Linked DNA regions of Homo sapiens: all the other regions are linked to region 1. Evidence: chromatin contacts called from ENCODE Hi-C or POLR2A ChIA-PET data. All regions are on one chromosome and are shown on one strand. Each heading gives the region's core, a stretch centred on a gene start or an enhancer-like site at or near the end of the contact. The rest is flanking DNA. Distances are from core to core; before and after follow the strand shown.

The links. A loop is a pair of places that touch in the nucleus more often than their neighbours do. ChIA-PET counts read pairs that join two places held with the same protein, here RNA polymerase II (POLR2A). Pooled maps may share reads with other maps.
Region 2: a pooled map shows a loop between it and region 1 (5-fold over the local background). The contact joins the promoter of SLC4A11 here to the promoter of SNRPB in region 1. A Hi-C loop is called at or near these places in 1 of 50 pooled maps. POLR2A ChIA-PET finds 5 or more read pairs at or near these places in 2 of 52 experiments (H1 and naive thymus-derived CD4-positive, alpha-beta T cell).
Region 3: a pooled map shows a loop between it and region 1 (4-fold over the local background). The contact joins the enhancer-like site here to the promoter of SNRPB in region 1. A Hi-C loop is called at or near these places in 2 of 50 pooled maps. POLR2A ChIA-PET finds 5 or more read pairs at or near these places in 2 of 52 experiments (AG04449 and MCF 10A).
Region 4: a map of naive thymus-derived CD4-positive, alpha-beta T cell shows a loop between it and region 1 (15-fold over the local background). The contact joins the promoter of ITPA here to the promoter of SNRPB in region 1. A Hi-C loop is called at or near these places in 1 of 168 maps with a recorded cell type or tissue (naive thymus-derived CD4-positive, alpha-beta T cell), 2 of 37 single-sample maps with no recorded cell type and 10 of 50 pooled maps.
Region 5: a loop to region 1 is called in a map of CD8-positive, alpha-beta T cell, with 27 times the contacts of the local background. The contact joins the promoter of DNAAF9 here to the promoter of SNRPB in region 1. A Hi-C loop is called at or near these places in 2 of 168 maps with a recorded cell type or tissue (CD8-positive, alpha-beta T cell and gastrocnemius medialis) and 8 of 50 pooled maps.

Annotation. Positions count from the first base shown.
Region 1 is chr20:2,468,146-2,473,284 of GRCh38, forward strand. SNRPB (small nuclear ribonucleoprotein polypeptides B and B1) reads right to left here and starts at 2,644. Exons shown (of 7, transcript NM_003091.4): 1 at 2,543-2,644. The coding sequence starts at 2,545. RefSeq lists enhancers at 2,264-2,383, 2,544-2,593, 2,604-2,653.
Region 2 is chr20:3,236,111-3,241,605 of GRCh38, forward strand. SLC4A11 (solute carrier family 4 member 11) reads right to left here and starts at 3,080. Exons shown (of 20, transcript NM_001174089.2): 1 at 2,985-3,080; 2 at 1,434-1,478. The coding sequence starts at 3,027. RefSeq lists silencers at 2,890-3,069, 3,170-3,329.
Region 3 is chr20:1,933,687-1,939,358 of GRCh38, forward strand. SIRPA (signal regulatory protein alpha) reads left to right here. Exons shown (of 8, transcript NM_001040023.2): 7 at 1,029-1,068; 8 at 3,634-5,672. The coding sequence ends at 3,882. Among named protein-coding and RNA genes, the nearest start is that of PDYN-AS1, 11 kb to the right of the region's middle. RefSeq lists enhancers at 3,382-3,936, 3,937-4,489. Within about 2 kb of position 2,130, at least 17 of the 41 ENCODE cell types and tissues checked have a DNase peak (open chromatin) inside an H3K27ac peak, as active enhancers do.
Region 4 is chr20:3,205,211-3,210,966 of GRCh38, forward strand. It overlaps ITPA (inosine triphosphatase), which reads left to right and starts at 4,288. Exons shown (of 8, transcript NM_033453.4): 1 at 4,288-4,407. The coding sequence starts at 4,342. RefSeq lists enhancers at 3,883-4,531, 4,414-4,483.
Region 5 is chr20:3,405,184-3,410,219 of GRCh38, forward strand. It overlaps DNAAF9 (dynein axonemal assembly factor 9), which reads right to left and starts at 2,486. Exons shown (of 37, transcript NM_001009984.3): 1 at 2,292-2,486. The coding sequence starts at 2,374. RefSeq lists silencers at 2,150-2,229, 2,290-2,529, 2,570-2,819 and enhancers at 2,810-3,009, 3,386-3,887.

The DNA.
Region 1 (5,139 bases), core at 1,394-3,893:
TTAAAAACACTGAGTAAAGGAAGAGCTAGAATAGGGCTGAAACTAAAAATCTAATCAACAAGAAGCTTGTTATCAGGAAGGAGATCAGCTTCAAGGTGAAAAATGAAATCCACATATCAAGAATTTGTTAGTGTGCCTCCAAGACTATATTTGGCAGAGGGAAACTTCTGATGGTTAGGGTGCTAACCAGTTTGGACATATAATGGTCTTTAACCCAACAAACATTTCTGCTTTCATAACCTGGGTTCCAATGTGCTAAAATAAAGAAGTGACTATATAGGTATCACTTTGTGAACTGTCAGGTACCCTAAGCAGTTGTATTTCTCTCTATAAACAAATCACCTGGCATTTGATCTGTATATCATCCTCCCATCAGTCTGACTGCTATACCCAAGTCCTAACCCACCAAGTGCCTTCTATGGACATCTGTTCATCTCTGTGAGCTCAGACAACAAAGTTCTGAACCTGCAAATATGCAGATCAAAACCTTGACTCCATGGCCGGGCTCAGTGGCTCACTCCTGCAATCCCGGCATTTTGGGAGGCCGAGGTGGGCAGAACACCTTAGGTCAGGAGTTCAAGACCAGCCTGGCTAACATGGCGAAGCCCCGTCTCTACTAAAATTACAAAAATTAGCCACACGTGGTGGCAGGTGCCTGTAATCCCAGCTACTCGGGAGACTGAGATGGGAGAATCGCTTGAACCTGGGAGGTGGAGGCTGCAGTGAACTGAGATCATGCCACTGCACTCCAGCCTGGGTGACAGGGAAAGACTCCATCTCAAAAAAACAAAAACAAAACTTGACTCCACACAAAGATACTGCGAGCCTCCCTCAGGTTAGGTGGTTCAGTTTCCATTCAATGACCATTTTAACCAGCTTCTAACCACAAGGGATCTGAACCTTTAGGGCAACATTCACTGGTCCAGCTCAACTAATGTTTACTGGGTGCTCACTGTGTATCTGGCACTGTGATAAGCACAGTACATCTCATTTAATCCCCAAAATTGGGCCCATTATTATCCCTATTTTACAGATGAGGTCACTGAGGCTAGGAGAGGTTAAGTAACTTGCCCAGTTTCACAGCTGGGAAGCTGTGTTGGAACCTAGACAAAATGAATCCAGCGCCTATTCTAACCAGTTATCCAAACAATATCCTACCAGGTTTCCCTGCTTCCAGTCCCATCGAATATACATGCCAGAGCTAGAGCAATCTTTCTAAACACCACTAAGCTTATGTCATTTTGCTGGTTAAAATCCTTCAGTGGGCAGGGTGTGGTGGCTCACGGCTGTAATCCCAGCACTTTGGGAGGCCAAGGTGGGTGGATTAACTGAGGTCAGGAGTTCGAGACCAGTCTGGCCAACATGGTGAAACCCCGTCTCTACTAAAAATACAAAAAATTAGCCAAGTGTGGTGGCGGGTACCTACAATCCCAGCTACTTGGGAGGCTGAGGCAGGAGAATCGCTTGAACCCGGGAGGTGGAGTTTGCAGTGAACCCTGATCGATCCACCGCACTCCAGCCTGGGCAACAAAAGCAAAACTCCGTCTCAAAAAAATAAAAATAAATTAAATTAAATCCTTCAATGACATGCCTCACCACCACTGAGGTAAAATTAACATGCAAGGCCTTTAGTAACTAGCCTCCTGCCAATTCTTCCCGTCTTCCCTTCTTTCTTCCTTTCTCCTCCAGCAACTTTTTCTCAGTCAACAAACGCAGAAAAATCCAGTAACTTTTTAAATCTTGTTACCCTTCAGCCTTTGTTCCTTCAGTTCTCCGGGTCTGTAATATTCCCCCCATTTTCGCCGGGAACATTCTTGCTAATCTTTTAGGAATCTGCTCAGGAACCATCTATTTGAGAAAACATTCTTACCCCGCCCCGCTGCCGTTACTTTTACCGAATGACCACACTGAATTATATTATGTGTCCCCAGCTACCTCTGTGAAGGAAGCAAACATATTTCAGAGAGTAGCCCCAGCGCCTGAGAAGTCAGGCACAGGCAAACACGGAAACGTGATGAGCAACTGAGTGGAGCTCTTCCTCCATTCGCCATCACCCTCCTCCGCCCTCCTCTCCATCCAGCAGACCTAGCGAGACTCTAGCGTGGTCCACGAGCCCCTTCCACCCACTTCCGCCAACTCTTTCTCAGACTCACAAACTTCCGCAAGTCTGAGCCTTTTACCGGGTCCCCCTGCGGCTCCAGTGCCTGCTCCGAAGCCCGGGACATATATTTATTCGGCAAAAGTTAACTTAGTGCCTACTGGGTCCCAGGAATTATGGCTACAGCGGTGTCGAGAGCCGCGGTTCTACCCTCGCCCCTGCCGAGCGACCTCGGCCTCCGACACCGGTTCCAACCTTTTCCTCGACCCCATGCCTAGCCGAACCGCCAAGGTCCTGGTCTTTCCCGCCCAGACCGAGCGGCCTCGGCCCAGGCCTTCACCGCCCTAAGTGGCTCCAACCCACGGCTTCCTCCCCGATCAGTCGCGGTTCCCACTCCACAACAGACTCGGAAGCTCCCGCGCCGCCAGCCTGTGCCCTCCTTACCATGGTGGCGGTTCTGATGGCTCTGATACCCGCCGGATTCGCCTCCTCAGAGGCCTAGCCTCTCTCCCACAGCCGATTTCCCGCCGCCGCTACCGGAAATGCAGCACCACGTAAAATGCGGTCGGGTAGAAACCTACTTCCGGTCCAGCTCACTAGCCCTGGAGTTCCGGCCCCGGAGCGGAGCTTCTGCCGAGCAGAGGCGGGGCCTGGGGACTGGGCGTTAACATCCGGCTTTGACGTAAGGAGAGCCTTAAGTTCCTGTTTGGACACCTTCCTAGCTTAAATCCGTACTGAGAGCTGCTCTGTGTCACACTCATTTCTCTTCACCCCGCCTTTCCCATTAACCTCTCGGTCCTCATTTCCCATCACCCTCCCCGGCTCTCTCCTCTACAGTCACTATTCTTGCTTTTCCCTCCACTGGCTGGACGTGCTCCTTTTTCAGCCCCTCTGCATTTGCTTTCGCCTCTGCCTGGAATGGTAGTCCCCAAGGTATACCAGAAGGCTGCTGCCCTCACCTCTTTCAAGGTTTAAGCTTAAATAACATTTTCCCAGTGAGGATTTCCCTAGCCATCCTGTAACCTTCCCACCCACCTCATCCTCATCTCTCCTGTATTTCCCTCTTGCTATCTAACACGCTGTATATTTTTGTTAGTTATTTTATTATCCCCTCCCCATTAGAATGTAAGATCCATAAGGGTGTGAATTTTTCTCTTTGTGTATTACTCATTGCTGTAGTGCCTAGAACACTTTAGCACAAAATAAGGGCTCTACCCATATTTGCTGATAATCGCATCCAGTCGTATGACATTTATTTTTTTTCTATGACTTTTTTTTTTCTTTTGAGACAGAGTCTCAGTCTGTCACCAAGGCTGGAGTGCAGTGGCACAATCTCGGCTCACTGCAACCTCTGCCTCCCCGGTTCAAGCGATTCTCCTGCCTCAGCCTCCCGAGTAGCTGGGAATACAGGCCTGTGCCACCACACTCGGCTAATTTTTGTATTTTTAGTAGAGACGGGGTTTTGCCATGTTGGCCAGGCTGGTCTCGAACTCCTGACCTCAACTCCTGGTCTCGAACTCCTGATCCACCCACTTTGGCCTCCCAAAGTGCTGGAATTACAGGCGTGAACCATCACACTGGGCCCTTCCTATGACTTTTAAATACAGCATATACACCCAAGGCTTTCAAGTTTGTTCCTCTAACCTTGGTCTCTTCATTTAACTCTTGGCCCTTTATATCCAGCTGCCAGCGTGATGTGAATGTCTAATAGGTATACCAAATTTAACATGTTGAAAACTGAATTCTTGATTCTATTCACTGTTTCTAAAACCACTTCACCAGTGTTCCCCATCCCCGAAGTTTCTTGGATTAAAAAAGAAAAAAAAGAAAATGACAAATTTGAAGCATATTTCATTCTTCTCTTTCTCTGCCATCGAATAATCAAATTCATCAGCAAATCCTGTGGCCCCCACCTTCAAATTATCTTGAATATGATTGTTGTCACCCACTCCATTGCGTCCACTCTAGTCATAGCCACCATCGTCTCTGTCTTGGATCATTGAACGAGCCCGTAACTTGTCTCTTTGCTTCCTTTCTTGTTCTCACGGCAGCCAGAGGGATCCTTCTAAACGTACTGGGATATCAGATGATGTCATGTCCTGGTCTCCACTTACCAAAAACTTCCCAGCACACATGGAATAAAATCTAGCTCTGCGCTCCTCTCCAACCTCATTCATCTCCGTCAACATTGCCCTCATTCATCCTTCTCCAGTCACACTAATCTCCTTGCTGTTCCTCAAACCCAGCAAGGAGAGCTTCCACCTTGGTGCTTTGCCATCTTCACACCATCTCTAAAGGGTGTGTTCTGTTGTCCCGTTTCCTGTCACCTGTAGATGAAGAGGCGAAGCCTCATAGAAATGAATTATGTTGCCCAAAGTGGCGGAGTCAGAGTGGGAATATAGGTCCGTCTGGCTCCTCAGCTGTTCATTTGCCCCCACCTTACCCAGCTGCCTAACACTTCATTCATGCATGCATTTAAAATCATTTTTATTTAGCATCTACTAAGGCCATGCACCATTATTGGGATAGAGTCCTTTCCCTCACGGAGCTTTACATCCTACTGAGAAAGACATAGTAAACCAAATAAATAAGTATGCAATGTAACATTAGAGTGATATGAAAAAAATAAATAAAGGCAGAGGAACTGAGAGGGATAGGGTACAGTTTTGGCTAGGTGGTCAGGGGAAACTTCTCTGAGGAGTGGTATGTGAGCAGAGACCTGAACCTACACTCAGGTCTATCAGAAGGATGAATATTATGAAGGACATTCTAGAAAATGTATATAAAGGGAATCATATAATAATACGTGGTCTTTTGTGACTACCTTCTTTCACTTAGCACAATGTTTTTAAGGCTCATCCATGTCATGACACGTATCAATACTCCATTCCTTTTTATGGCCAAATAACATTCCATTGTATGGATGTACAGTAGTCCCCCCATATCCATCTTTCACTTTCTGTGGTTTCAGTTACCCACAATCAACTGCAGTATAAAAATAGGTGAGTACAGTACAAGATATTTTGAGACCACATTCATAT
Region 2 (5,495 bases), core at 1,830-4,329, 770 kb after region 1:
GAGTGACTCACCCTGACTCACTTCTACTCCCGCCGCCAGTTTCCTTGGCACATCCCAGGCCCTGTTCCCCCAGTGTCCTGAGTTTAGCCTGGGCCCCTTCTGGGTAGGAAGCCCTAGTGCCTCCTGCATCAAAGTCCCCAGGGACTGGTGACTCCCAGGCCCAGGCCTGCACTACCTCCAGAGCCCAGAGAAGAAATATTAGGTCAAAAGACATCCTTGCCTTTGGGAGGCCAAGGCAGGCGGATCACGAGGTCAGGAGATCGAGACCATCCTGGCTAACAATGGCTAACATGGTGAAACCCTGTCTCTACTAAAAATACAAAAAGAAATTAGCCGGGTGTGGTGGCGGGCGCCTGTAGTCCCAGCTACTCGGGAGGCTGAGGCAGGAGGCTGGTGTGAACCCAGGAGGCAGAGCTTGCAGTGAGCCGAGATCACACCACTGCACTCCAGCCTGGGCGACAGAGCGAGACTCAAAACAAAACAAAACAAAACAAAACAAAACAAAAGACGTCCTCACTGCTTTGGTTCTGGAGCTCATGATAAACTCCTTCCTCCCCGGGTCAGGCTTGCCTTGTTTAAACTGTCTGGTTCCCCTGGCCCGAACTTGTCCCAGCCTCCCCTCTGCCCCTCAACCAGCACCCACTAGTCCCCTCCACTGCCCTTCACACAGCCCCGTTCTTCCCCCATTCTTCCCCTGATGCCCTCAGCTCTACCTTAGACTTAGTGCTCAGGTCCCCTAGATTAAGGACCTGCCCAGCTGACACTACCAGGTTCCTGGGGGGCTCCTGCAATGCCAAGTCCTAGTCCCAGCCCCATACGTAACCTGCCCACCAGCAGCCTAGCACACAGAGCCCCATGTCCTGAGGGCTCTGGGTAAGGGAACATCAGCCCTGTGTCTACGCACTGCTCTACAAACAACCCTCGAATGGTCAGGTCACTCATGGGGCTAGGCACAGGACACAGCCTGAAGCCAGCCCAGAGACATGAGGAGGAAGACAGCTGGACTGGTACAAGCAGGGACAGCAGGAAGGTGCCCGAGGGACTGCAGCACAGAGGCCTTATATTTCTTTAAAGAGACAACGACAGATATTCCCTCCAGGGCTGGGTGAGGACAGAGGGACAGGGGCACACAGAATTCTTGGCCCAAGGCTAGTCAGATAACAGGCCATTGTCACAGAAAACCTTGGGTAAGAATCCCAGAGGGTTCACCTGGTCCAAGTAGCCCAGGAGAATGGGCAGCCTGCCCTCTCAGGTCCACGGGGGATCCGCCCATGTCTAGCTTCCCGAAGAGTGGAAGCCAAAAGCATTCCAGCACTAGAGTGGCCCAGATAGGCGAGCAAAGCCACAGGACTCTGGTGGGTAGGCTATGCACCCTGGAGGCTTTTGCCCGACAAGCTCTCTCTGCACACACACACTCCCCGAGAGGTACTCACTTGAATCCTCGAAGTATCCATTCTGCGACATGGTGGGAGAGTTTTCTGCAAGGGAAGCAGAAAGGTCACCAGCCCCATGGACCAAGCCCTGGACCTCCTGTGTGCACCTGTCTCCCCGCCCCCCGACCTGGCTCATTCCTTCGCTCTTCCGAGGGATGCAACCCACGCCACCCTAGGGAGAAAGGGAAGCAGGGGACAGTGCTCGGGAGGGGGCCCCATAGCAGGGGAAGCCAGCCTTAATCTCAGAAATTCAATTGCTTAGCCCATCTGCTAGGGGCTGCCCAGGCGGGCCAGAGGCGAGGAGGAGAGACGTTCCAGGGATGTCTTCCCACCGAGTTAGTACCAGTACCATGTTCGCTAATCCAGGTTTTCCTGAGAAAACCCTGCCCCGCTGCAGCGAGAGGAAGGGACCGGGCCCGAGCGGGCCTCTCCCCCTCTCTCCTCGGATGCCAAGGCGGGGGATCTCTCTGCACATCCCTCTTCTCACTCTCAGACCGGTCCTGGGGGCCATAAACGCCCATTGCAGGCGCAGTTCCCCCGACCCCCGTCACGCGCCCCGGGTCACACGGGGGCCGACAGGCAACGGTCTCCAGTCCTGGGACCGCGTCCCGGCCGCCTGGAAGCCAGAGCCGTTGGTCCAAAAGGGAGAACAATTGGGGGTGGGAGGAGTATCTGAGGGACACATGGGTCGGGGGAGGCTGCGCCCTCCCTGGGCCGGTCCCCGGATGGTCCCGGCTGTTTGTGCCTCGCTGTCGGAGGAAGGAAGCGACAGGAGGGGCCGCGTGCACGAGAGGAAAGCGCCTCCAGACTCGGAGACCCCGGGGGTCGGGGCGCAGGATGTGAATGCAGGCGCGGGGCGGGAGCCGGGGCTGCATCCTGAAGTGGGGGGCGGGGGCGCTGGGGCGCGTCCCAGGCCGTGGGCGACGAGGGTCTGGGAGGGTTGGGCCGGTGCACACTCCGCTTCCGTCCCGGCGGCCCACGTGCAGGTAAAGGGTCGTACAAACCTGGGTCCTGGCGGGGACCCAGGGCTGGCCCTCCCGTGTCAGAGCAAGGGAGAAACCGCTGCGGCCGCGCAGGGCACGGTCAGGGGTCCCGGGACTCCCAAAACTCCAGGGGTTCCGGGGCTCCCACCGCGGCGCCGGACGGGAAGATGCCCGGGCGGAAGGTAAAATGAGACCTTCCGAGGCGGCGGCCCGCCAGGCTCCCAAAAGCTCGGCGCTCGGGGCGCTGGGAGCCCCACAGCTCCGCCCTGCCCACTTTCGAGCTCCCCGCCCTCGACCCGCTGCATCAGCTGTTCAAACCTGGTAAGAAATTCAAGACGGCGACAGCAGAGCCCTAATGAAACCAAGCGCGCGGTGGCCGCGAAGCCGCGCCCGGGCCTCCCGCACCCGCGCCCTCCTCCCCGCGGCTGGGAATCCCGCAGCCCTCTCGCCCACCGGCCCCGGCCCGCGCAGGCAGACGGCATCCGCGTTCTCCCCGGGGTCCCCGACGGGAGACGGTGGCGGAGACCCGGGCGGCCTTCCCGCCGCGCCCCCGGGTTCAGGCACCCACCGCACGGCTGCAGATGGAACACGCGCCTGGTGGCCGCGGCCATGGCACACTCGCGCACTCACGGCCGGGCTCCTCACGCGGCGCTCCGGCGCTTCTGGACCCCAAACTCGGCGACTCGGGCGGGCCGGCGGCGGGAGCCGGCGACACACCCCCACGCCGCGCCTGGGTCCTAATGCCGCTCAGACGCCGCGCCCGGGCGCGGTAGGCAGAGCTGCCGAGGGCTGGGACCCGGCCGCCCGCCCCGCGCCCTCACCCGCGGGAGGCTGCTCCAGCCGGGCTGGGCTGCTCCCCGCCGCCCGCAGCTGCTGGGCCAAACCGAGTAGACCCGGCTCCTTCGAGCCTGTGCGCGCCGGACCCAGCAGACCCAGCGTCGCGAGTTTAGGGGCTGGACGGGGCCGGGGAGCTTCTGGGAAAACGTTCGACTGCGCCACGAGCCCACCGAGCTGTGCGACTGAGGCAGACCCCGGGAGGGCTTCCCCCGCGTCCGCTTTAAGTACGCGGCCGGCCCCTGTCTCCTCCTTTCGACCGGGGACCTCCGCAGGGCCACGCCCGCTGGCTGCCCCGCCTCCTGCATTTATCCCGGTAGCTCCGGCCGCAAGTCCTTCTCCTCCTCCTCCAGGAAGCGCGCCCCGACTGACTAGACGGACCTCCGTGCATTCCCCGGGCTACGCCCTCGCCCGCTGAGACGGCGCTCTCCGAGCTCGGCTGCTTTGGGTTTTCGCTGCGAGCCTCGCCAACTTATCTGCCAGCCTCTTCACGTCCTCGGCCTTCTATGAGGTCAAGGTCATGGTTCGCCCCCTTTTTCCTTCCCCAAATGGCCCTTGCGCCCTGTCCCCTTTCCTGGACCGGCTGCGACCCGCCCGGGGACGCGCCTTTTCGGGGCGCTTAGTCTCCTGCGAGTAGGGCGTGTGCGCGTGTGGGTGCGCGTGCTGCGATGCGATCCGGCAAATGCAGCTGACGAACCCCTGGCCTGATCCACGGTGGCTCCCAGTAGAAGGCTCTACAGCCCTTGGAAACGGAACACGCAGCTCCGTAAAGCGCTAACCAACCTCCCGACCCCTCCGGCCGCCATCGCTTTCCGGCTCAGCCGCGCTGGGACGGAGTCCTCGGCCACTGTGCCCTAACCATGGTAGAGGAACGGGGACAGGCCGGGGCAAGCCCACCTCTGCGAAGGAAGGGCTTCTGGCGCGTTGGGGAAGCCTCATGCATAGATTGGGTGAGTAAGGCTGGCCCAGTTCTCCTCCCGGCAAGATAAGAACGCATTAGGAGGGAAGCGCTGGAGTGCTCCTCTTGGCGACGGATGGCCTGGGGCTCTGCGACAGACTGAGTACCCCACCCTCCCCCAGCGCGACTCCAGGAGGCCTTGTGGAAGATCCCAACACCATGACCTGCAACTGACTTGGGGCTGGCCACATAGTATTTTAGCAGGGGTGACTCTGGAGAGACACCAGGTCATCCTGCGCACCCCTTGGGACCTTTCCTAGACGCCCTCCAGCTAGAGCTCCAGTCCAGGCACTGACTCCCGGGTGGCGGGTGGAGGCTGAGGAAGAGCTGAAGGACACAGGCGGATGTCGCCCCCGGAGCATGGCTGCATAGGTGGCATGCAGGCTGGATCCCTGAAAAGCCACCTTGCCACCCCCAGTCTCCCCCATCTGGGAATGCCTTGGCTTCTGCACCTGCTCCCAGCAGCTCCCAAACACCTGGTCCTTCCAACCCACTTGTTCCAGGAAAGCCTCTGGGATGGAGGGCGCTTCCCCTTACCACAGTCTCCTCAGCGCTCCTCAAAGGACCTAACCCCTCAGCCCACTGAGGAAAGAGGAGCCCATGACCAAGCCGCCCCTAGTCGGCTATGGGCCCCCTCTGTCCGCTCCCTGACCGTCTCTCAAAGGAACTGGCACTGAGCCCTTCTCTGCTACACCTGTGCTCTGCCCCTGCGGTTCTGTTCCCTCGGCCTTCCTGGAGGGAACCCCTGAGGCCCACACGCCTGCTGCCTCCAGACTGACCGTTTCAGAGGCTGTTTCCTTCAGTCCTCCCACCTGCCTCCTGTCCTGTGTAGATCGTCTGACGCTGAAGGCAAATACTGGTGCCCCAGATCTCCTGTCCTGTGCCCCACTGGGTCCTTACATAGGCAGGCAGGTTGAGGGACCCAGACGCAGGCACCCACTTTCCCTCTCATTCCCTCCCTTGGGGTCTCAGACTTTACTGGGCTGTGGACTTGAAACTGTAACCGCTGGGTTCCACAAGGCGCACTTAACAGTTTTCTGCTGTCCTCCCCTGATGCCACTTATCTTGCCTGTGGATTGTAGAATCTGGGGTCTGAAGTAAATGTATAACATCTCATTTTTAGGCCGGGCTTGGTGGCTCACACCTGTAATCCCAGCACTTCGGGAGGCAGAAGTGAGAGGATTGCTCAAGCTCAGGAATTCGAGACCAGCCTGGGCAACACGGTGAAACCCCGTCTCTACTAAAATTACAAAAACTTAGCCAGGCATGGTGGCATACGCCTGTGGT
Region 3 (5,672 bases), core at 880-3,379, 530 kb before region 1:
TGCCAAATCCATTAATAACCCTGCTGCCAAGCCCCACTGCTCATTTCTGACATTATCCATGCTAACATCCCCGGGGTTGCCGGCTTGAGAATTTACACAACTTCTGCCAAGCCAGTGGCTCTGGTTTGCTCATCACCTTGACCGTGACCCTCCAGTGAGTCAAGTCATGACCTCCAATTACAGAAGCAAGTGCACGAACAACTTCTTTGATTAACTTGGACATCTTGGTCTTTTTCTTTTCTTTCTTTAATGATGATACATAGATGTTTATAATACAGAACATTTGGAGAATATGGGAAACTAAAAAGGAGAAAAAAAATACCATGCAAAGACCACTGCAGTTTGCATTTTGCTATGTTTCCTTCCAGTGTTATCCACACATTTTTCATAATTGAGATAATCCTACAGAGAATTTTCCTTTTTCACTTATCATTTTAATGTAAGCAATTTTAACTTAAAAAAAAAACCTCCTCATAAACCTTTTAAATCTTTATCTGTGGATTTATCCTAATTTCCCTAACCAGTCCCAATTGGCAGAGCCCTAAGACATAAACCTCCTCCCCCATCCAGCCCTTGACAAATGCCTTTGTGTTGAAAGCTTTTTCTATATTTTGAATTCCCCCAAAAAAAAGTGCAATTATGAGTCAAAGGATGAGGACATCTTCCAAGCTCTTGATTTTGCCAGCTGCTTCCCAAAAGGATTGTACTGGTTTGCCTCTCCCACCAGTGACGTATGAAAGCTCCAGTTCATTTCACCATAGCTTCCCCAGCACCAAGTATTATAATTTTTAAAGATCCTTGCCAATAGAGTAGGTTAAAAAAATGATAGTGCATTGCTTAGAATTCCTTTTTAGTGAGATTGACCCCTTTGTCCAAACATTTGATATGCAGTTGTATTTCTGTTATGAGTCCTTCGTTCATGTCCTCAACCCATATAGAAAATGGAGCCTAAATGTTATTCTTATCAGTTTGCATGAGCACTTGAGATAGTGAGGGTATTTTTATCTGTGTGTCTCTTTCCTTTTTAGGTTGCATGAGCCCGAGAAGAATGCCAGAGAAATAACACAGGTACAGTCCTTGGTGAGATGCCCTTCCTGGGAAACTCCGTGGCGTGGTTGCTTCACATCAACCGGAATTGCAGATCTGGTTCTAAATTAAGACTCCTTGTGGGGTGGAGGGTGGAGGATCTTACACTCCTAGCTTTCCCCATGTCCTGTGCATATTCCTTCTCTCTACTGCAGCCAAGAGTGGCTGTTGCAGCCTCATGACTCAGTGCGACCCATTGCACAACTCCCCAGGGGCACCATTCACAATCCGTCCTATGAAAATGGTGCCCTGGAGTCAGGCTGCAGCTCCCTTAGTGTGGATCGTGCCTTCCCATCTCTCTACATTTGCCCAGGCCCATCCCTCTACCAGGAGCGCCACTCCCAGCTCACTGCCCGCTCCTCACAGCCAGGCTTTTCTATGCTGGAACTGCAAAGCCCAGCCTGCCAGGGCCTCTCCCACCTTTGCTGATGGAAAGACCCCATGTCATTAATTACCTCACACAAGGGCACACTCACTCAAGCTGGAGGTTTCTGGTCAGCATTGCTGAGATGATTTTGCAGCAACACGGTTTCTGAGAAACCTAGCCCTGCTTATCACCGGCTGATGCTGTCAGACCTTGAAGGCAGAGGGCTGCTCAGCATCTTGTAACAAGACAGGCCCTGCTCTGAACCCGGAACGAGAGCGCGCCAGCTGTCCTTGACATTTCCAAGGCAGTTGTCATCTTTTTAGATGTAATCTGTTGAAGGAGTCGGGCTGGTGAAAGGCGCAGCATTTGTAGACCAAAATGCCTTGGCCCTGCCCTTGTGACCCATGGGGTCCCCCCGCAGCCCCGGACATGAGCTCGAGTTGTAATTAAGAAAAAACAATTTCCAGTCATGAGCGAGGGAGATCTTCTCCCCCATCATTTTACTTCTGGACTTCCTCCTGGAATCTTCTGGGGGAAAAAAATGATGGTGAGAAGAATGGGTCATGGAAACCTCTACGAAATTCACAGCAGAGACTTACTGGGCACCCACTGTGTGCCACGCACTGGACAGTGAGCCAGACAGTCACAGCCCAGCTGGCAGAGTGCCTGCGATTCCAGTGCCAGGTGCCAGCCCTGGCCAGGGAGGGAGTTGCACGCTGTCAACACGGATTTCCCAGACAGAAGCAAATGAGAGCACGCAGGGCTCAGGACAGAGGAGCTGTGTGCTAAGAGCACAGTCGTAGAGTCCAACACACTTTGGTTCTTTGCCAGCCGGACAACTTTGTCCACTTTATTGAACCTCCCTTGGTCTCAGTGTCTTCAGCCGTAAAGTGGAATAGATAATCCTTCCCAAGCAGGGTTGTGGTAAGAGTGGATGGGGTGATCTATGTGATTGTGTGCTGCTTGTAAGCCCTGAGAACTGAAATCAGCCATTACCGTGCACCAACTAGGAGGTGTGCCGGTTGGTGGTAGCTTTATTCTGTTCTATCACGCAGGGGCCAGTCACAGAGGGAGCAAAGTTTATCATTCATGATGGGCGCTTTTGAGGCGGCAGTGGCAGGTTGATAGGATTAGCACATGGGAGGTATCCAAGTTTGCTAAGTGGTTAATGATTGCGAACATTTATTGAAGACAGATGCTCAATAGGTACCAGGCTCTGTTCTAAACGCTTTACCTGGATAATCTCATTCCATCCTCACAGCAACCCTGGCAGTAGACACTATTATCATCCCCTCTTTACAGATGGAGAAACTGAGGCCCAGAGAGGTTAAGTGAATTGCTCAAAATCCCTGAGCTAGAACCAGGATTCAAACCCAGGCTTTCTGACTCCAGAACGTTTCCCGCTTCACTAACTGGCGATCTCGTTCTTATACTGCCCCTGTTCTCTGTCTCCCTGTCCCCAGCTTTGCCCTGAGTGAAGGTGAAATTATTGCCATCCACTCATATATTCATTCAATATGGATCAGACTTCTTATGTGCCAGCCTTGGTTTCTGAATCATAACAAATGCCCAGTGAATATTTGTGGAATAAACGCATACATTAATGAATGTCCCCACACGTACCACCATCAGCAGCACCTCCTCAGGCCCCCAAACAGACATGGTCCTGGGTAGCGGGCCCTGTGATGGAAAACAAACATGGGCTGAGGAAGCACAAAGAAGGAACATGGACCCTGCCAGGAGAGGGGAGAGCCAGGGAGGGTCTTAGTATGAGCCATGCTTCATCTGAAATTTACATGGTGGATTGGGATTTGTTACAAGGAGAAGCAGGACAGACACCCTCGAGGGATGAACATGAGAAATGGGTGAAGACTGCAGGTGGTTCAGGCTAGGAGGAGGCAGGAACGGGAGGAGGTGACACTGAGGCGGGGCTGTGAGGAGACTGCACTGTGCGGGTCAGAAAGACCCTTCAGGCAGGGTGAGGAGGAGGGCAGATGGGAAGGGGCAAGGCTGGAGGCAAGTAACGTTGGCAAGAGATGAGGGGAACATGACTTATGGCTGAGCCAGTGTGGGCCGAGAGGACACAGAAGCATCCAGACTTGGTATTCAGTTTGAGTGAGTGGGCCAGGGGCTATAGAATGACCTTCTCATGACTTTCTCTTTGGGTATCTTAAATCCAGGACACAAATGATATCACATATGCAGACCTGAACCTGCCCAAGGGGAAGAAGCCTGCTCCCCAGGCTGCGGAGCCCAACAACCACACGGAGTATGCCAGCATTCAGACCAGCCCGCAGCCCGCGTCGGAGGACACCCTCACCTATGCTGACCTGGACATGGTCCACCTCAACCGGACCCCCAAGCAGCCGGCCCCCAAGCCTGAGCCGTCCTTCTCAGAGTACGCCAGCGTCCAGGTCCCGAGGAAGTGAATGGGACCGTGGTTTGCTCTAGCACCCATCTCTACGCGCTTTCTTGTCCCACAGGGAGCCGCCGTGATGAGCACAGCCAACCCAGTTCCCGGAGGGCTGGGGCGGTGCAGGCTCTGGGACCCAGGGGCCAGGGTGGCTCTTCTCTCCCCACCCCTCCTTGGCTCTCCAGCACTTCCTGGGCAGCCACGGCCCCCTCCCCCCACATTGCCACATACCTGGAGGCTGACGTTGCCAAACCAGCCAGGGAACCAACCTGGGAAGTGGCCAGAACTGCCTGGGGTCCAAGAACTCTTGTGCCTCCGTCCATCACCATGTGGGTTTTGAAGACCCTCGACTGCCTCCCCGATGCTCCGAAGCCTGATCTTCCAGGGTGGGGAGGAGAAAATCCCACCTCCCCTGACCTCCACCACCTCCACCACCACCACCACCACCACCACCACCACTACCACCACCACCCAACTGGGGCTAGAGTGGGGAAGATTTCCCCTTTAGATCAAACTGCCCCTTCCATGGAAAAGCTGGAAAAAAACTCTGGAACCCATATCCAGGCTTGGTGAGGTTGCTGCCAACAGTCCTGGCCTCCCCCATCCCTAGGCTAAAGAGCCATGAGTCCTGGAGGAGGAGAGGACCCCTCCCAAAGGACTGGAGACAAAACCCTCTGCTTCCTTGGGTCCCTCCAAGACTCCCTGGGGCCCAACTGTGTTGCTCCACCCGGACCCATCTCTCCCTTCTAGACCTGAGCTTGCCCCTCCAGCTAGCACTAAGCAACATCTCGCTGTGGACGCCTGTAAATTACTGAGAAATGTGAAACGTGCAATCTTGAAACTGAGGTGTTAGAAAACTTGATCTGTGGTGTTTTGTTTTGTTTTTTTTCTTAAAACAACAGCAACGTGATCTTGGCTGTCTGTCATGTGTTGAAGTCCATGGTTGGGTCTTGTGAAGTCTGAGGTTTAACAGTTTGTTGTCCTGGAGGGATTTTCTTACAGCGAAGACTTGAGTTCCTCCAAGTCCCAGAACCCCAAGAATGGGCAAGAAGGATCAGGTCAGCCACTCCCTGGAGACACAGCCTTCTGGCTGGGACTGACTTGGCCATGTTCTCAGCTGAGCCACGCGGCTGGTAGTGCAGCCTTCTGTGACCCCGCTGTGGTAAGTCCAGCCTGCCCAGGGCTGCTGAGGGCTGCCTCTTGACAGTGCAGTCTTATCGAGACCCAATGCCTCAGTCTGCTCATCCGTAAAGTGGGGATAGTGAAGATGACACCCCTCCCCACCACCTCTCATAAGCACTTTAGGAACACACAGAGGGTAGGGATAGTGGCCCTGGCCGTCTATCCTACCCCTTTAGTGACCGCCCCCATCCCGGCTTTCTGAGCTGATCCTTGAAGAAGAAATCTTCCATTTCTGCTCTCAAACCCTACTGGGATCAAACTGGAATAAATTGAAGACAGCCAGGGGGATGGTGCAGCTGTGAAGCTCGGGCTGATTCCCCCTCTGTCCCAGAAGGTTGGCCAGAGGGTGTGACCCAGTTACCCTTTAACCCCCACCCTTCCAGTCGGGTGTGAGGGCCTGACCGGGCCCAGGGCAAGCAGATGTCGCAAGCCCTATTTATTCAGTCTTCACTATAACTCTTAGAGTTGAGACGCTAATGTTCATGACTCCTGGCCTTGGGATGCCCAAGGGATTTCTGGCTCAGGCTGTAAAAGTAGCTGAGCCATCCTGCCCATTCCTGGAGGTCCTACAGGTGAAACTGCAGGAGCTCAGCATAGACCCAGCTCTCTGGGGGATGGTCACCT
Region 4 (5,756 bases), core at 3,038-5,537, 740 kb after region 1:
AAAGTACGAAAAGAGGCTTGGGACTGATGCACACCAACTTCAGGATAGCGATTACCTCTAGGAGGAGGGAAGCGGGTTGGGGTTTTGCTGTATCTGTGACACTGAATTTCTTTCTTTCTTTCTTTCTTTTGAGGGGAAGGGGAGGGGAGGGGAGGGCAGTACTGGAATTTATTAAGCTTTTTGTATACATGATAACAGAAGTAAAGATTTATTTCAGGAGCCAGGCACAGAGGCTCGTCTGTTAACCCAATACTTTGGGAAGTCTAGGTAGAGGTGAGCCTAGGAGTTCAAGACCAGCCTGGGCAACATGATGAAACCCTGTCTCTACAAAATACAAAAATTAGCCAGGTGTGGTGGCATGCACCTGTGATTCCAGGTACTTGGGAAGATGAGGTGGGAAGATCACCTGAGCCCAGGGAGGTCGAGGCTGCAGTGAGCCATGATCATGCCAGTGCACTCCAGCCTGGGTGATAGAGTGAGACCCTGTCTCAGAAAATAAAAATAAATAAAAATAAATTCAGGACCAATGAACAATGGTGAGAAAGGGATTTGAAAAAATACGGGCCAGATGAGGTGGCTCTCCCCTGTAATCCTAGCACTTTGGGAGGCCGAGGTGGGCGGATCACTTCAGGTCAAGTGTTCAAAACCAGCCTAGCTGACGTGATGAAATCCTGTCTCTACTAAAAATACAAACAATGAGTGGGGCGTGGTGGCACATGCCTGTAATCCCAGCTACTCGGGAGGCTGAGGCAGGAGAATCACTTGAACCCAGGGGGCGGACGTTGCAGTGAGCCAAGATTGCACCACTGCACACCAGCCTGAGCGACAGAGCAAGACTCTGTCTCAAAAAAAAAAAAAAAAGAAAGAAAGAAAGAAAAAGAAAAAGAAAAAATATGGGCTGGGCGAGGTGGCTCACACCTGTAATCCCAGCACTTTGGGAGGCTGAGGTGGGTGGATCACCTGAACTCAGGAGTTTGAGACCAGCCTGACAAACACAGTGAAACCCTGTCTCTACTAAAAATACAAAATTAGCTTGGCGTGGTGGTGGGTGCCTGTAATCCCAGCTACTTGGGAGGCTGAGGCAGGAGAATCTCTCGAAGCCGGGAGGCAGAGGTTGCAGTGAGCCGAGATCACACTATTGCACTCCAGCCTGGGCAACAGAGTGAGACTCAGTCTCAAAAAAAAAAAAAAAAAAAAAAAAGCTGGGCACCGTGGCTCACGCCTACAATCCCAACCAACACTTTGGGAGGTCGAGGTGGGTGGATCACCTGAGGTCGGGAATTTGAGACCAGCCTGACCAACATGGAGAAACCCCATCTCTACTAAAAATACAAAATTAGCCGGGTGTGGTGGCTCATGCCCATAATCCCAGCACTTCGGGAGGCTGAGGCAGGCGGATCACGAGGTCAGGAGATCAAAACCATCCTGGCTAACACGGTGAAACCCCGTCTCTACTAAAAATACAAAAAAATTAGCCAGGCGTGGTGGTGGGCGCCTGTAGTCCCAGCTACTTGGGAGGCTGAGGCAGGAGAATGGTGGGGACCCGGGAGGCGGAGCTTGCAGTGAGCTGAGATCGCGCCACTGCACTCCAGCCTGGGCGACAGAGTGAGACTGTCTCAAAAAAAAAAAAAAAAGAAGAAGAAAGATACAAAAATTAACCAGGCATGGTGGTGCATGCCTGGAGTCCCAGCTACTCAGGAGGCTGAGGTGGGAGAACTGCTCGAACCCAATATGCAGAGGTTGCAGTGAGCCGGGACCACACCACTGTACTTCAGCCTGGGCAACAGAGCAAGACTCCATCTCAAAAAAAATAAATAAATAAAAGAATGAAAAAGAAAGTTATCTATGGACTTGTAATTATAGATGTCAGTTGTGATCTTTTTGTTTGTTGGTTTTTTGAGACAGGGTCTCACTCACATCACCCAGGCTAGAGTACAGTGGCACTCTTGGCTCACTGCAGCCTCGACTTCCCAGGCTCAGGTGATCCTCCCACCTCAGCCTCCTAAACAGCTGTGACTACAGGTGTGTGCCCCCAAGCCCAACTAATTTTTTGTATTTTTTGTAGAGACTGGGTTTCACCATGTTGTCTAGGCTTGTCTTGAACTCCTGGGATCAAGTGATCCACTGTGCCCAAGCTAGTTATCTTACATTACAGAACACCTACTATGTACCAGGAGCTGGGATTTAAGAATGAGAGGTGAGGCTGGGCACCGTGGCTCAAGCCTGTAATCTCAGCACTTTGGGAGGCTGAGGTGGAGGGATCTCCTGAGGTCAGGAGTTTGAGACCAGCCTGGTCAATATGGTGAAACCCCACCTCTACTAAAAGTACAAAAATTCACTGGGTGTGGTGGTGCATGTCTGTAATCCCAGCTACTCAGGAGGCTGAGGCAGGAGAATCCCTTGAACCCGGGAGTCGGAGGTTGAAGTGAGCCGAGATCGTGCCACTGCACTCAAGCCTGGGCGACAAGAGCAAGACTCCATCTCAAAACAACAACAACAACAACAACAAAACACAGTGGCTGATGCCTGTAATCCCAGCACTTAGGGAGGCCGAGGTGGGCATATCACGACGTCAGGAGTTCGAGACCAGCCTGGCCAACATGGTGAAACCCCGTCTCTACTAAAAATGCAGAAATTAGCTGGGCGTCGTGGGGGGTGCTTGTAGTCCCAGCTACTCAGGAGGCTGAGGCAGGAGAATCGCTTCAACCCAGGAGACAGAGGTTGCAGTGAGCCAAGATCATGCCATTGCACTCCAGGCCAGGTGACTAGAGCAAGACTCCGTCTCAAAAAAAAAAAAAAAAAAGAAAAAGAGAGGTGAGCAAAAACAGATATGGTTTTTACCATTAGGATTTTTAGAAGAGAAAACAGAATCACACAAATGAATATCTATTTGCAGTGCAGAGGTCAGTGCTATGCAAGCAGATGAAAGGGAGCTCAGGGAAGGTTTTCCTGAGCTGGGGCTTGAGCTGGCTAAGATCCAAGAAAGGCATCCATGTAAGGTGGGCTGTTTTTCTTCTTTTCAGGCTCCTCGGGGTAACTGATGTCCCCCAAGCCCTCCTCTGCCCCCAAATCCCCATGGCCACTCCTCTAGGGACTCTGCATAATGGTTAGTGTTTCTACTTCAATAAAAGAAAACAGGTCACCACCCAAAGCAGTGGTTCCCACACATTTTTTTTCTTTTTCAGACGCAGTTTTGCTCTTGTTGCCCAGGCTGGAGTCCGATGGCACGATCTCCGCTCACTGCAACCCCCACCTCCCGAATTCAGGCGATTCTCCTGAATCCTGAATTCTCTGAACTGGGATTACAGGCATGCACCACCATGCCCAGCTAATTTTGTACTTTTTGGTAGAGATGGGGTTTCTCCATGTTGGTCAGGCTGGTTTCAAACTCCTGACCTCGGGTGATCCACTCGCCTCAGCCTCCCAAAGTGCTGGGATTACAGGCGTGAGCCACCGGGCTTTCCCACACTTTGATGAGCATCAGAATGGCCTGAGGAGCTTGGTAAGAACTCAGACTCCCTCCCTTTCTTGTCCATGGGCAGAAGTGGCCATTCAAGAGGTACTGACACAGGGGTCCAGGCGGGGGGCAGAGGGCTGAGTCTCTGGAGGAGGGAGGTCAGATGACTTGCTGCAAAGAGAGTATCAGCAGAGGTTCAGCAGACCCACCTTTGAGAGGGCACTTCCTACTTTCTGTTGTGTTTGGAATGCAAAGATCTGGCTGAAACGGTGGCCACGGAGAAGGGGTGATAGATTTGAGAGGCTGGAGGGATGAGGAAGTGAGGAACTCTACATACTGAGCTCTCAAGCCTAGGAGTGAAAACGGGTGAGAAGTTTGGGCTTGTTTTAGGCTATGCCGAGTTTAAGTTCACAGTCGAGTGGATCATAGCTGGCGGGTAAGGCTGAAGGTGAGATCAGGATGAGGGTTTGGAAGCCCTTGCCTAGAAGGAGGCAGTTTTTTGAGACAGCATAGGAGAGCGCAAACCTCCAGGGTCACAGGGCTGCAGTCTTCTCCTTTCGGAGACCCCATTGCAGAGAAGAGCGAAAGCAGGGGCGGGGTGGGGGTGGGAGTGGTCTCTTCCGGTTCTTGAAGATAGCGTCCCTTAGGCAGGAGGGGTGGGTCACTCAGTCTCCAGGCTCGGGAGGCCCCCAGCAAATCGGACGCTGTGGGCTAGGCCGCCACCGCGAGCCCACTCGCCCGATACGCGCCTTGGGGTCCGGGTCGGCTTTCCCCGGGACCCCTGGCCGGAAACTGAGCCGTTCACTTCCGCCACCAGCCGGAAGTTTTCTGTCACTGGACGCCAAGGAGTTTTCGGTGGCTCAGCTGGGTAACCGGGGATCACCATGGCGGCCTCATTGGTGGGGAAGAAGATCGTGTTTGTAACGGGGAACGCCAAGAAGCTGGAGGAGGTGCCGGGAGGGTGTTGGGGGCTAACTGGGAGGCGGCTGGGAATAGGGCGGAGAAGGGGCTTCCGGGAGGAGGGAAGCACGTGGGAGGAGGCATGGAGAGAGAACAGAATTCAGCCCGGAAGAATGGGTCCTGACCCGGCTGTGTGGAAAAGCTGGGGCGCAAGAAGGGAGTGGCTGCAGAATCGGGGCGCCCCGGGGTTGGCGAGGGAACGAGGGTCTCGACAGATCCCGACACAGGGCTTGTGTGGTCAGCGACTGCGGGACCCGGAGGAGTAGCGGGGCTCTTAACAACCGCCCCGAAGGTCACCTATTGAAGTAGACCCCAACCCAGTGTCCCGACACTCTTCTGGGACTTATCCACATCCCGCTGCTGGGCCAGGGCTAGCAGGACCCAGAGAGGGCGTGGGACGGAGTTCCACACTGAGCAGTCCGTGCCTCACCACCGTCCTGAAATGTTCTAACCTCTTTTCGCGTGTGTGAAATGGGGATGATGCAGGACATTTGCTTCACAGCGCTATAGAGAGGAGGAGTAAAGGAGGCAGTGGATCTAAAGTTTCTGTTTGCAGGGACTTTGTGGCTAGCAAGTAACAGAAACACACAGGGAGCTCATGTAAGCCACCAGATGACTCCTGTGGGAATATAGTGTTATCGTGTCCCACAGGACCTGAAGTTCTCTCAAGAAGCTGACTTGTCCTTGTTCTCTCTGGATGCTGATCCCTATTCCTGTTCATATCTTTCCCCTTTCTTCCCTGCTGGGGGATGGAACAATGAGGCTTCTACCAGATATCAGCTCCGACTGGCTTTGCTTGAATCAAGAGTTTGCCCCTGTTCAATCAGCCATAGCCATGGAGTGGGGGTCATGTGTGGGGGATCAGGATGACACCCACTGGATATGTCTGAGGCAGACCAGTGGGGTGTAATCACTAGGGACACCTACATTTGCCTGTAGTGTAGGGAGGGACTGATGTCACTTTGGTGCCAGGACTGAGTGGCCTTCTCAGGAACCAGAGCCTTTTGCCGAAAAAAGGTTTGGGATCCTGAGGCCAGACCAGTCAGGCAGTCCACCCTGAACAGAGCCCATGCAGGACAGTGGGCATGAGACCCCAAACCTCTGGCTGAGAATATTGCCCTCACTTAAAGAAGGAGCTGGAACCCGAGTGCAGTGCCTCACGCCTGTAATCCCAGCACTTTGGGAGGCTGAGGTGGGCAGAACATCTGAGGTCAGGAGTTCAAGACCAGCCTGGCCAACATCATGAAACTTCATCTCTACTAAAAATACAAAAATTAACTGGGCATGGTGACACGTGCCTGTAGTCCCAGCTACTCGGGAGGCTGAGACAGGAGAATCG
Region 5 (5,036 bases), core at 1,236-3,735, 940 kb after region 1:
ACTGATGACTATCACATGCTTAAAGAGAAGCCTCTCATTCTGAGTAACAATATTTTAATTCTTGATCTCCATTCTCCATCTGTGAAAATGAACTACCGTGCTAGAACCATACACTTGCAGAGTACTATCTATGGGTCTTAGGAATGTCACTTCACCAGTTAGGTTTGCCCCTTCCATCACTCAGCAGTCAGCAGCAAAGCCATATATGGGTGACAGGAAAGTGCTAGTAACATTCAATGTCAAGAGTAAGGGAAAGGCTTGAATGGGCAAGAAAAGCACGTTCAATCATGTAGAAGTGGGGAAAGGAGGGAAGCCTTCAGCAAATTTCTTTCACCAAAGGTATTGGGGGCAGCTAGGCCTTGGGGTTCCTTGCACTATTCCTTGTCTGAAATCAAATTTTATTCAAACCACTTGATAGAAGATTTGGAGTTCGGGTATGATCAGTAAAGTGAGCCAGCATACTTCTTTGAACATAGAATCACTACCTTTAAAAGAATAAATAAAAAGCACATGGCCATGCTACTAAAAACAAGAAAGGCAGCATTTAAGAGACAGATTCTAAGGTAGAGATGATTTTTTTCCCCCTAAAGATCTCAACAGACTCAAATCCAAATTCCTAAGCTCAAGATGATCTGGGATAAACCTCAAGTCCACACAGAGCCTAGATTTAACGGATGGCTGTTCTAAAGTATCCTATGCAATGTCTATACAAGTTCAAATACTTTCTGCTTCAGACAGTGAAACTGGCAGAAATGTTGCAAAGGATTGGAGATGCGTTACTATAAGCAGTTAAACTTGGAACTGTAAAGCCCACAAGGAATTACACTGAAGGGCAGAGCAGGAGTTCAAAAATGTCACCTGACAGATTCGAAGCAATTTAGGACTCCTAAATGCAATGTTTCATTGGTATCTACCCCCCACCTTCTCTATCCTTTATTTGTTCAACAAACATATACTGGATTCTGGGTTGTGGAAAGGAATGCAGGGAAGTAAAAAAGAAACAGGTTTCTAAGAATCAGTTTCTTGTTCTCCAATAATTTGGTCTAGTTAAAGCAAACAAACAACCCCAAAAATCAGATCAGCAAGCAAAGTTAAAACATATGCCTTAAGTACCATAACAAGAATATAAGAAAACTGTTTTAACATGTAGATTGGCAACCTCCTTTCAAGGGAACAATATATTTGCTTTGCTATGTGGCTAGAATAAGAAAAAGCAAACAACAACAAAACCCTCTCCTGTTTTAATGACAGTTTAGCAGTACCAAAGCTCATCGCTCGCATTCCCCCTCTCCCTCTCCTTCTCAAAGGTCTCTGCTGCAACCCCTCCATCATTCCAACCTCCACACTGCGCCGGCGCCCCACACCAGCTCCATCACAAACAATGCCCAGACCAACAAGATCAGCACCAAACGCATAGGGCACAGAAATCGGAAACGGATCTTCCTATATCTAAAGGGGGCGGGGAACGCTCCCCACGATCACCCCCTCCCCATACTGAGGTAGCTTGGGACTGTGTCTCTACGGTAAGGGGCCTGGCGTCCGCCGCTTTCGGAGGTTCTAGGCCTCTTTCCCCTATTTATCCAGTTTTTCCTCCTGCGTCCCTAATACCTCTACTTCCTCCCAACCCGAGCTCCCTATTGTGGAGTGAGGGGGCGTCGCGATGCAGGCTGAGGCAGGGGGAGCTGGGGAAACGCGCGACAGGGGAGATGCTGTCATTATGTACGTAGGGGGCGGGGGACACTCTTTAAGGAAGCCGTTGTCAAGGGCAAAGGCTCTAGAGACCCACGGGAGGGGGCTTTCTAGGTAATCCATTTGGGGGTTCTACACGAGGGAGCTATTGTGTGTGTGGAGGTGTGAGGTCTGTAGAGTAGCAGTTTCTGAGGGAAACATTCCCTGGGGAAGGCGAGTGAGTTATTCATAGGGAAGCCTCTGTGGGGTTCTGTGTAGAAGAATCCTTCCTGGGAGAAACGTTCTATGGGGGTGAGGACGTCATAACAGTGTCTTCACAGGGAATCGCTGTCCCTAGGGAAGCCATTGTGGGGAAACCGTTGCAGGGTTGTCTGTGGGGGAGCCATTGTGGGGAAACCGTTGCGGGGTTGTCCAAAGGGGAGCCATTGTGGGGCCTCTACAGAGGGCGCCGTTCCTGGGAAAAATTCCTCCCTGAGCCGTTCAGCAAAGAACCGTCCCGAGGAAGCCATGTCGGACCACGCCCTGCGGCGGGAGGCGTCGCCGGACCCCGACAGCCCGCATCCCCCGCCCGGCCGCCCCTCGGCTGCCTCTGCCCCGCGTACCTGACGGAGGGTGACCCGCGGCTGGAGCCGCCAGGGGACCGAGCGCGGGGCAGCCCCTGCCGGCGCGGGGGGTACACGTCCATGGCGGCGGACGACTGGCGGCGGAGGAGGACGGTGCAGCTGCGAGGGTCTCAGTTGCCCGCAGGGCGGCTCCACGCTAGCTGCGGCCGGGCGGGGCGGCAGGGCGTGCCGGGTGGGAGGGGGCGCGGCGCGCGGGCCCGGCGGGGGCGGGGGCGGGGGCGTGGAGGGGGCGCGCGCACCGAGAGCGGATGGGGGCGTTGGGAGCGGCTGGAGTTGGGGGTCGGCGCACGGCCACAGGGACCCCACTTCTTAAGCTGCGAGGCCGCCGGACCGGATGTTGGGAGCGCGTGTCCGCAGGGTGAGGGTTGCCACAGCGCCGCCCGGCCTCGTCCTCAAGCCCGGCATCATAGAGCGGGGCTCTGCGCGGCGCCCCCCGGCCACGCACACGGACGCGCCCGGGGGCGGAGCCTCTCCCAGCCCGGCCCCGCCCCTCCGCCTCTGCCCGCCCCGCCCCGCCCGACCAGCCCCGGCCTCCAGCGAAGTCTTCCGCTCCGGCGTCAGGATCCAGCGCACCTCCCCAGTACCCAGCGCACCTCCCCAGTACCCGGCTCGCTTCCCTGTTCTCCGGAACGGTGTCTTCCCGCTTCCTGGTCATCAATTCCGCACCCACCCTTCAAACATCCAATAGATTCCTAGCCGGCCTCGGGTTAGCGCAGCAGTGCGCACCCAGCCCTGCGCAGGGCATGAGCGTTAGAGGCGCACAGGATCCCAGAAGACCCCTAACCTTTACTGTTAAGATCCTAGCTCTACCGGTTTCTGCAGGGACATGTACAAGAAACTTGGGAAATACTGCACTGATAGTTGCCAGGAGTCCTGTATATACAGGACGTATTTAATGATTATTGGCCTGCGTCCTTCGTTGACCTCGTCGGAATGCCTTAAATGTCCTGTATTCATCTTTTTACACTAAATTGCAATAATTAGAGCTATTTTTCTCCCACAGTAATTGGTGCTAGATCACTTAAATTACAACACTGGCTGAAAATCCTTCCTACACTAATGAAGATTTGGACAATCCCTATGGTGTCTCCTTCAGGTTTGGCTGAGGGAAGACCAGAAGGGAGTAGGAATTTAAAGTGCTCGTCTTTCATATTCAAGAAAGGAAAATACTTTTTTAGCTCAAGTCCGGAGTCGTGAACAAATAACCACCATTATTTAGAGATAACTTCTCGTCGGTGCAGCAGCTCTGAAAATCAGCCAATCAGCGATAGCCTCACTCCGGTAACTATGCTTCTTAGTAAATCAATGACAACCCCACGCTTCTGAAAGTCAGCCAATCAGTGACCGCTCTAAGCCTCCGACAATAGCCAATCAACAAGTGCCTGACACCAGCGACCAGGCTTCCGAAAGTCAGTGGGTACTCAGCTGCCGCACTCCACTTCTGATTCGGAAAGACAGCCAATCCCTGAAGGCGAATATTTCCAAAACCATTTTTTTTTCTTTCCCAGACTGAGTCTCATTCTGTCGCCCAGGCTGGAGTGCAGTGGCGCGATCTCGGCTCACTGCAACCTCTGCCTCCCGGTTCAAGCGATTCTCCTACCTCAGCCTACCGAGTAGCTGGGATTACAGGCTCCCGCCACCACGCCTGGCTCATTTTTGTATTTTTAGTAGAGACGGGTTTTGCCATGTTGGCCAGACTGGTCTCAAACTCCTGACCTCAGTTGATCCGCCTGCCTTGGCCTCCCAAAGTGCTGGGATTACAGGCCTGAGCCATCGCGCCCGGCCTTTTTTTTCTTTTTCTCCTTTTTTTTTGGAGACAGAGTCGCACTCTGTTGCTCAGGCTGGAGTGCAGTGGCGTGATCTCAGATCACTGCAACCTCTGCCTCCTGGTTCAAGCGATTCTTGTGCCTCAGCTTCCCAAGTAGCTGGGATTACAGGCCTGTGCCACCAAGCCTGGCTAATTTTTTGTATTTTTAGTAGAGACAGAGTTTCGCCATGTTGGCCAGGCTGGTCTTGAACTCCTGGCCTCAAGTGAATCGCCAGCCTTGGCCTCCCAAAGTGCTGGTATTACAGGCGTGAGCCGCGCCCGGCCTTCAAAACCTTTTATAAGATCAGCTCTGGCTTTGTTCAGAGAGGCTGTACCTTACAAGTACCGCTCTCCCTTGCAAGCAGAGAAGAAATTCACTTTTTTTTTGCATCAGATATTGAGTTCAATTTATTGTTTTGTCCGAGTTCAAAGTTCACAGCTCAAGATTCAATTCCCAGTTACTATTTGGTATGAGTTTGGACTTATGACAGACGCTATGACACCGTCATGAGATTTATCAAATACAACTCTTTCAATTCTTTCTATGCTTGCAGTGATCAATTTTTTAGCTCAAGTCCAGAGTCATGAACAAGTAACCACCATTATTTAGAGATAACTTCCCATCGGTGCAAAAGCTCTGAAAATCAGCTCTAAAAACAATTCAACGGGGCTACACGTGGTGGTGCACGCCTGCAGTCCCAGCAATTTGGGAGACTAAGACAAGTGGATTTCTTGAGCCCAAGAGTTTGAGACCAGCCTGGGCAACGTGGCAAAACCTCATCTCTCTGTCTCTCTCTCTCTATATATATATAGTTTATTTATAAAAATATATATTTATATTATAATTTATGTATACAAATATATTTCATATATGCACACACACACAAATTGGCCAGGCATAGTGGCATGTGTCTGTA